Linked DNA regions of Homo sapiens: region 1 is linked to region 2. Evidence: chromatin loops called from intact Hi-C (ENCODE). Cell type or tissue: body of pancreas. All regions are shown on one strand. Each heading gives the region's core, and the rest is flanking DNA. Links, peaks and the distances in the headings are about the cores only.

The links. Peaks named below come from ENCODE experiments on the same cell type or tissue, not always from the same donor. Only the 100,000 strongest peaks of a DNase experiment are listed, where the experiment ranks them.
Region 1: a loop joins it to region 2, with 5 times the contacts of the local background. A loop is called at or near these places in 1 of 110 quality-filtered maps.

Annotation. Positions count from the first base shown.
Region 1 is chr17:58,957,567-58,961,964 of GRCh38, reverse strand. The region is part of intron 2 of PPM1E (protein phosphatase, Mg2+/Mn2+ dependent 1E); the gene reads right to left. Among named protein-coding and RNA genes, the nearest start is that of TRIM37, 150 kb to the left of the region's middle. In body of pancreas, for the core only: a CTCF peak has its summit at 1,747; no DNase peak of the experiment used is centred there; H3K27ac peaks cover 350 bases.
Region 2 is chr17:59,023,046-59,027,443 of GRCh38, reverse strand. The region is part of intron 19 of TRIM37 (tripartite motif containing 37); the gene reads left to right. Among named protein-coding and RNA genes, the nearest start is that of TRIM37, 82 kb to the left of the region's middle. In body of pancreas, for the core only: no CTCF peak of the experiment used is centred there; no DNase peak of the experiment used is centred there.

The DNA.
Region 1 (4,398 bases), core at 163-4,162, 65 kb after region 2:
AATGTGCCAACAGCTCCAGCTACTTGGGAGGCTGAGGTGGGAGAATTGCTTGAGCCCAGGAGTTTGAGGCTATAGTATGATATGATAGCTCCTGTGAATAGCCACTGCACTCCAGCCTGGCCAACATAGCAAGACCCCATCTCTAAAAAAGTAAGTTAAAATTAAATAAAATTTAAAATTCAGTTTTTCGGTCACATTAGCTCTATTTCAATTGCTCGATAACCACATGTGGCTAGTGGCTCCCACATAGGGCAACACAGGTAGGGAGCATTTCCATCATTGCACTGTCTATTGGACAGAGCTGGTATAGACAGATTAACTTGGTTAGAGGAAGTAATATCAGTTTCCTCTAACATTGGTAAATCACTAGATCTGTTCATACCACTCCCAGTTGCTCCTTCCCCTGTGTTCCCATTATACTTTGTTCACGCTGTCTATTAAAGCTCTTAACCACTTTTGGTAATAATAAATAACATTTACTGAGTATTTGCTACATTCTATGCCTCTAGAACATTTCACAAATAGGTAACATCATTCTCAATCCTAGGTCTGTCTGACTCAAAAGTCCATGTTCTTCATCTCCAAATTAGACTGCAGATACAGACTGTCTTAATTGCCCTTGACAAGCCATAGTATAGTACCTAGCAGATAGCAGGGTCTACATTAGATGCTTGTTGAAAAAATAAATATGTAAACTGTTATATAAATTAAATAACCATTAAAATATTAAACATTTATATGCTTCTTGATTGTGTTCTGCTTCACTCATCTCAGCATCTATTTCTATAATGCTACCATTCTCTTTAAGTTACCATAACTTTAAAATGTTTTAATATCGGGAGGTCTAGTTTTCCTACCTATTACTCTTAATTTTAAAGGATGTCACTTGGGTAGTTTTATGTTTATTTTTCCAGATGAACTTTCTAAACATTTTGACAAGTTTGGGCAGAAAAACCTGTTGCTATTGTGTTTGGGATCACATTAAATTTATAGATTTGGAAAAAATATATATCGTTTCATATTGAGTCTTTTCCAGGAAAAAATTATATTGTTTTTTAAATTTAAATCCTTTTTATGTTGCTCAATAGAGTTTTAATAAGTCCTTCATATTTCTTAATCACTTTATTCCTGGTTATTTATTTGCCATTTTTAATCAGACTTTGCTTTATTATAATTATTTTTCTTTTTTTTTTTTTTTTGAGACAGAGTCTTGCTCTGTAGTCCAGGTTGGAGTGCAGTGGCGTGATCTCAGCTCACTGGAACCTCCGCCTCCTCAATTCTCCTGCCTCAGCCTCCCGAGTAGCTGGGATTACAGGCGTCCACCACCACATCAAGCTAATTTTTGTATTTTTAGTAGAGACGGAATTTCACCATGTTGGCCAGACTGGTCTCGAGCTCCTGACCTCAAGTGATGTACCCTCCTTGGCCTCCCAAAGTGCTGGGATTACAGGCATGAGCCACCGTGCTGGCCAGAACTTTGCTTTAATTGTTATTTAAAACTAGCAAACATTGCTTTTTCTTCCAATAACATTTCCTTCTTTCTTTACTCTGAAACCCTGTGATTCAGGTTTAGCCAGTTAGACAACCCCATTCCTTTGGCCAAAAGTGATTAGTTCAGGAATGGGAAACCATCCAAGTTGGACCAATTAGAGTAAATCCTGTGGCTTCTGTAAAAACAACTGAGAAAATCTACTCTTGTTTTCCTGCTCAACTTGAGTTTGGAGAGATGAAGACCTGGGTTCCTAGCAAGTCATACTGCCACCTCATGGAGCCTGAAAACAAAATCAAAGTGAAAGAAAGTACAGCTGAGAGCTGGAGAAATGCCAGGTTCTGTTGAGATCACTTGATGCCTTGAATCTACCTGTGTATCCCTTATCCTGGAAGGTAGTCAATACATTCTGTTTTGCTGAAGACAACTAAAGCTGTGTTTGTAATCATGTACAACTGACAAATTCCAGAATATACATTAAGCATAAATGTGACGTCCAAGATATATCCATCTAGGCCTACTTTATAAAGAATATTTTAAAATTTAGGAATGATATTAAATTTTATCAAATGTTTCTTTTGGCTTCTTTAGAGATTACTGTTTATTTTTATTTTCCCCCATTAATATAAAAGTTGTGCTATAGACTTCCCAATATTTTGTTCTTGAAGTTTTGTTCACTGCTGTTTCCCTAGTATTATACATATATAGTAGCATATATAGTAGGCCCTCAATAAAATATTCAGTGAATGAATTAACTGCTGTACTCAATATACAAATATTTTACTTAAGATTTTTTTTTTTTTTTTTTAGGCTGGGTGCAGTGGCTCACGCCTGTAATCCCAGCACTTTGGGAGGTCAAGGCCTTTTTTTTTTTTTTGAGACAGAGTCTCACTCTGTCACCCAGGCTAGAGTACAGTGGCGTGATCTCAGCTCACTGCAAGCTCCACCTCCCAGGTTCACTCCATTCTCCTGTCTCAGCCTCCTGAGTAGCTGGGACTACAGGCGCCCGCCACCATGCCCAGCTAATTTTTTGTATTTTTAGTAGAGACGGGGTTTCACCGTGTTAGCCAGGATGGTCTCGATCTCCTGACCTCGGTATCCGCCCGCCTCAGCCTCCCAAAGTGCTGGGATTACAGGCATGAGTCGTTTTTTTTTTTTTTTTTTTTGAGACGGAGTCTCACTCTTGTTGCCCAGGCTGGGGTGCAATGGCGCAATCTCGGCTCACTGCAACCTCCGCCTCCTAGGTTCAAGTGATTCTCCTGCCTCAGCCTCCCAAGTAGCTGGGACTACAGGTGTACGCCACCACACCCGGCTAATTTTTGTATTTTTAGTAGAGATGGGGTTTCACTATGTTGGCCAGGCTGGTCTCGAACTCCCAACCTCAGGTGATCTGCCTGCCTCGGCCTCCCAAAGTGCTGGGATTACAGACGTAGCCACCACACCAGGCCTACTTAAGATTTTTTTATGTTGACAACTAAGACTCGTCTCTCATTTCCTTTTTTAGTCTTGGGTAGGTTCTGGTATCAGTGTTATGTTATGCAAATTTTCCTTCTTTTTCCGTGCAGTTGGAGCATTCATTTTAAAAGGGATTGGGGCTGGGCACAGTGGCTCATGCCTGTAATCCCAGCATTTTGGGAGGAAGATTCTTGAAGGAAGAGCGAGACTCTGCTCAAAAAATAATAAATAAATAACTATATAATAAAAAAAAAACCATTGGAATTATCTGCCTTTGCATTTGAAAATGTTCACCTCACTTGTAGAGTCACCTACTCCATGGCCTTTTGTGAGGACTGTCCCTCGATAATTTTCTCAATCTCTTTCTTCTTAGGTAAACTTTGTTAATTTATTTTTTTTTTCTAGAAGACATCCAGGTTTTCAAATTTATTTACAAAAACTTTTTATTATTTTTAAATTTCCTCTGTATTAGTGATCATTTTCCCTTCTTGTTTTTAATTTTTACAGTAGGCTGGGCTTAGTGGCTCACGACCATAAACCCAGCACTTTTAGGAGGCCAAGGCAGGAGGATCACTTGAGCCCAGGAGTTCAAGACCAGCCTAGGCAACATAGCGAGACCCTGTCTCTACAAAAAATACAAACATTAGCCGAGCATGGTGATGCATGCCTGTAGTCCCAGCTACTCATGAGGCTGAGGTGTGAGGATTGCTTGAGCCTAGGAGGTAGAGGCTTCAGTGAACTGTGATCATCCCACAGCCCTCCAGCCTGGGTAACAGAGGGAGACCCTTTCTCTCTCTAAAAAAAAAAATAAATAAAAATAAAAATAAAAATAATAATTTTTACACTGTGATATTTCAAATTGGTTTTTTGGGTTGTTGTTGTCATTGTTTGAGACAGGGTCTCGCTCTGTTGACCGGGTTGTAGTACACAGCTCACTGTAACCTTGAACTCCTGGGCTCAAGTGATTCTCCTACCTCAGCCTCCCAAGTGGCTGGGGCTACGGGTGCATGCCACCATGCCCAGCTAATTTTTAAATTTTTTGTAGAAACAGTGCCTCACTATATTGCCCAGGCTGGTCTCAAACTCCTGGCCTCAAGTGATCCTCCTGCCTTGGCCTCCCAAAGCACTGGCATTACAGGCATGAGTCACCAACAGCTGGCCCTCAAATTGGTTTTAGGTTGTCTGGACAAAAGTTGTATCTACCAAACTAAATGTGTACCAAGTGAGATATCCAAGGTCACTTAGCAAACATTCTGTTAGGGATAATGTAAACATGAAAAGAAATTTAAGGATTTTTTTTTTTAAGACTGTTTTTGGAAACAACCAAGAGGAGAGACAAAAGGCACTTCAGTGAGGACTTTAAGCCAGTGACAGCAGGTCTTATTCAGTATGCTCATTTCCTACTCTGATGTATGGATAAACACAATATGCCCCATAGAGATTCTCTGTGGTGC
Region 2 (4,398 bases), core at 211-4,210:
GGAAGTTAATCCAGTCTTAGATCAGCAGGGCTGAGTTCTTTCTCAGAACCATAGTTGAAAAAGCCTAAATAGAATTTTAGGAAAGTTCTATTTAGAAAGAAACTAAGAATTATGATTAAGTTTTGGCCTAAGCAACTTAATAGGCAGTGGTATCATTTATTGAGAAGCAAATCAGATAAGAAGCAGGTTATGGGGCTTGGGAGGAGGTAAGGGCAGAAAGTTGGGTATTCTTTTTTAAACATGTTTAATTTGAGACACCTGCTAGATATCCTAGTAAAATGTCATAGACACGTGAATGGTACACAACTTTGAAACTCAGAGAGAGGTCAATGCTGGATATAAACAGTTGGGAGTCAATAGTATTTTATATTATTTAAATCCAGAAGACTGAATAGGGTCAAGTTTGGAGGGAGTTTCAATGGAGAAGCAAAATTTTTGACTCTGTGGCACTTAAACATTTAAAGATCTGATAAATAGGAGAGGCCAGCAAAGGAAATTGAAAGAGCAATCATTAAGGTAGGAGAAAAACTAGAAGGGATAATATCTCAAAAATCAAAAATAATGCATCTCAAGAAGTAGAGTGGTTACCCCTGTGTTAAGTGTGTTAAGTATCACTGAGAAGTGTCAAGGCAAGAGGCCAAGTGGCCTTTTTAAGAACTATTCCCATGGAGTAGTGTAGCAGAAGAGTGAATGAGGTCAGGGACCAGAGCACAAATGCACAACTTCTTTAAAAGAAGTTTCACAATGAAGTGGGTAGAAGCTGGAGGAGGTGCGGGGTCAATAGTTTCTTGTTGGCAGGGGTGTCCTTTTTTGTGTCCTCTCCAATGTCTTTCATCTGTGAATTAAATCCATTTTAAAATTGGGTTGGGTTGTTTATTTGTAGTTGACTTTTAGGAGTTCTGTATATATTTTAAATATTTATCTTTTATCACATATATGATTTGCAGATGTTTTCTCCCAGTGTGTGGGTTGCCTTTTCCCTCTGTGGATTGTGTCATTTAACATTTGAAGTTTTTAATTTGAAGAAGCCCATTTTATGTGTTTTTCCTTTTGTTCCCTGTGCTTTTGGTGTCATAGCCAAGAAAACATTGCCTAATCCAGTGTCATGAAGCTTTCTCCTGTTTTCTTCCAAGAGTTTTAGTTCTTGCTTTTAGTCTTACTTTTAGTCTTTCATCCATTAAGAATTAAATTTTGTTTATGGTGTCAGGGAAGGGTCTGACTTGCTTGCCCATGGATATCCAGTTTTCCCAGCACTATTTGTTGAAAAGACTTTTCTTTCCTCATTGAATGGTTTTAGCACCATTGTTGAAATCATTTGACCATATAGACGAGGGTTTGTTTCTGGGTTCTCTTTGTGTGTGTTGTTTATTAAAATTGGCTGTATTAATGTTTGATAGTGATGTGAATAATCCAATAAAGATGGGTTGGTGAGGAGATAATAGCAAAATATATAGAATTCTCTTAATATAAGGAAGACAATTTAGTAGAATGAATAAAGGTTATGAATAGGCCATTAACATAAGAAATACAGATGTACAATAAAAATATGAAAAGATATTCGGCCTCACCTGCTATTCAAGGAAATGGTATATTAAACCAAATGGTATATTAAAACCAAAAGTACAGCTTTTTGGGTGGACTTTCTCAAAAAGCCTTTGTTACATATTTTGCAGATACAGTTGACCCTTGAACAGCACAGGCTTGTTGTACTGTACAGGTCCACTTAATATTCGAATTTTTTTCAACCAGAGAAAGATTGAAAATACAGTATTCGGGTGATGCCAAACCTGCATATAGGAGGGCCAACTTTCGTATAGGTGGGTTCTGCAGGTCTTACGGTGGGACTTCAGTCGAGGATTTTAGTATACGCAGGGGTCCTGGAACCAACCCCCACATATACCAAGGGACAACTGTCTCTTCCCCATTGCCACCTTTTTTTCCTGCTAATCACAGAGTTTTAAAATTTTATCTTAGACAACTGTATTAATAATATTCATCCATGAATATTAATAATATAATTAACATTCATGACATGAATATTAATAATATTATAATTAATAATAATATTCATGGCAATAATATTCATGGGTCTTATTTTTATTTGGAAGGCTTTTTAACTCCCAGGTTAATAAAAATAACCCTTAATTTCTTCTGGTACTTTTTGTTTTCTAACTTTTTTACATATAGGTCATTAATTCATATAAAGTTAATTTTATATGATGCTGTGTGAGGTAAATGGAATGATGTTTTTCCCCAAATGAATGAAACATGTTTTTTGAAATATGATGCAATATGAAATCCATCCTTTATTATAGACCAGATTCCCAAACATGGTTCTGTTTTTGAACTCATAGAGGTCGAAACAACTGAAATTGCCAGTACTCAAGTTTTGGACATACAAAAACGCAATTTGGTATTGTTTAACCCAGTATTTGTCATGTCCTCTACCAGACTAACACTTTTTTTAACTACTGTAGTTTTATAGTTTGTAATACTATGATAGGATATGTTTATTCTGTTCTTGGTTTTCAAAATGTTATTGGTGGTTCTTGCACTTTTAATCCTCCTCCAAAGTATTTTGACTGGAATTGCTTTACATTTAAAGACTAGTTTAGGGGTGCTGGGCACCATGGCTCCTGCCTGTTAATCCCAGCATTTTGGGATGCTGATGAGGGAGGATGGCTTCTTGAGCCCAGGAGTTCAACATCATATGGCAAGACCTTAATCTCTACAAAAATAAATTTTTTTGATAAGCCAGTCATGGTGGTATGTACCTGTAACCCCAGCTACTTGGGAGGCTGAGGTGGGAGGATTACTTGAGGTCAGGAATTTGAGGTGCAGTGAGCCGTGATCGTGCCACTGCACTCCAATCTGGGCAACAGTCTCTCTCTCTCTCTTAAAAAAAGAGAGACTAATTTGGGCAATTGAGATCTTTTCAGCATCAAACATTCATGTCTAGGAATGTGGTACTTCTCTCCATTTATTCAGGTCATCTGTTATATTCATATCCTTTTTTAGAACTCTCAGTTTTTTCCATATAAGTTCTATATATGTCTTGTTAAATTCATTTCTCAATGTATTATATCTTAGGTAGCTGTTGTGAGTGGAATCTCTTTTTCTCTGATAGTATTTTCTAATTGTTACTGACATAAAAGACAAAAATATTGATTTTTATGTTTATTCTGTATTCAACCAATGTGGCAATTTTTTTTTTTTTTTTTTTTTTTTTGATACGGAATTTCACTCTTGTTGCCCAGCCTGGAGTGCGATGGGGCGATCTCGGCTCACTGCAACCTCCCCCTCCTGGGTTCAAGTGATTCTTCTTTGTCAGCCTCCCAAGTAGCTGGGATTAGAGGCACATGCCACCACGCCCGGCTAGTTTTTGTATTTTTAGTAGAGACGGGGTTTCATCATATTCGTCAGGCTGGTCTTGAACTCCTGACCTCAGGTGATCCACCCACCTCGGCCTCCCAAAGTGCTGGGATTACAAGCGTGAGCCACCACACCTGGCCTGGTGAATTTGTTTTATTAACAGTTTTTCAATTAGTTATTTTGATTTTCTAAGTATTTATATCATCAGCAGATAATCATAATTTGTTTATTCATTTTCTGCTTACTTTTTGTATTGCATTGTCTAGGCAGGTACCTCAACAGTTTCTTAGTAACAGTGGTAGGATTTTTATAATTTTTCAACTTTATTTAGGAATTCCTTTAGTTTTTTTCTCATTAAATTTGAGGTTTGCTGTATGTTTCAATAGGTACTTTTTTGTTTTTGTGTTTCTTTTTTTTGAGACAGAGTCTTGCTCTGTCACCCAGGCTAGGGTACAGTAGCTCTATCTCGGCTTACTGCAAGCTCCGCCTCCTGGGTTCATGCTATTCTCCAGCCTCAGCCTCCCGAGTAGCTGGGACTACAGGTGCCTGCCACCACGCCTGGCTAATTTTTTTGTATTTTTTAGTAGAGACGGGGTTTCACCATGTTAGCCAGGATGGTCTTGATCTCCTGACCTCGTGATCTGCCTGTCTTGGCCTCCCAAAGATTACAGGCCTGTTTCTATCAAGTTAAAAAAGCTGTGTGCAATGGCTCACGCCTGTAATCCCAGCACTTTGGGAGGCCAAGTCGTGCAGATTACTTGAGGCCAGGAGTTCGAGACCAGCCTGGCCAACATGGAGAAACCCCATGTCTACTAAAAATACAAAAAAATTACCTGGGCATGATGGCATATGCCTGTAATCCCAGCTACTCAGGAGGCCAAGCCACTAGAATCGCTTGAACCCAGGAGGTGGAGGTTGCAGTGAGCCAAGATTGCGCCACCACACTCCAGCCTAGGTGACAAGTGAGACTGTCTCAAAAATAAATAAATAAATAAATAAAAAAGTTAAAAGGTACATCCTTCTATT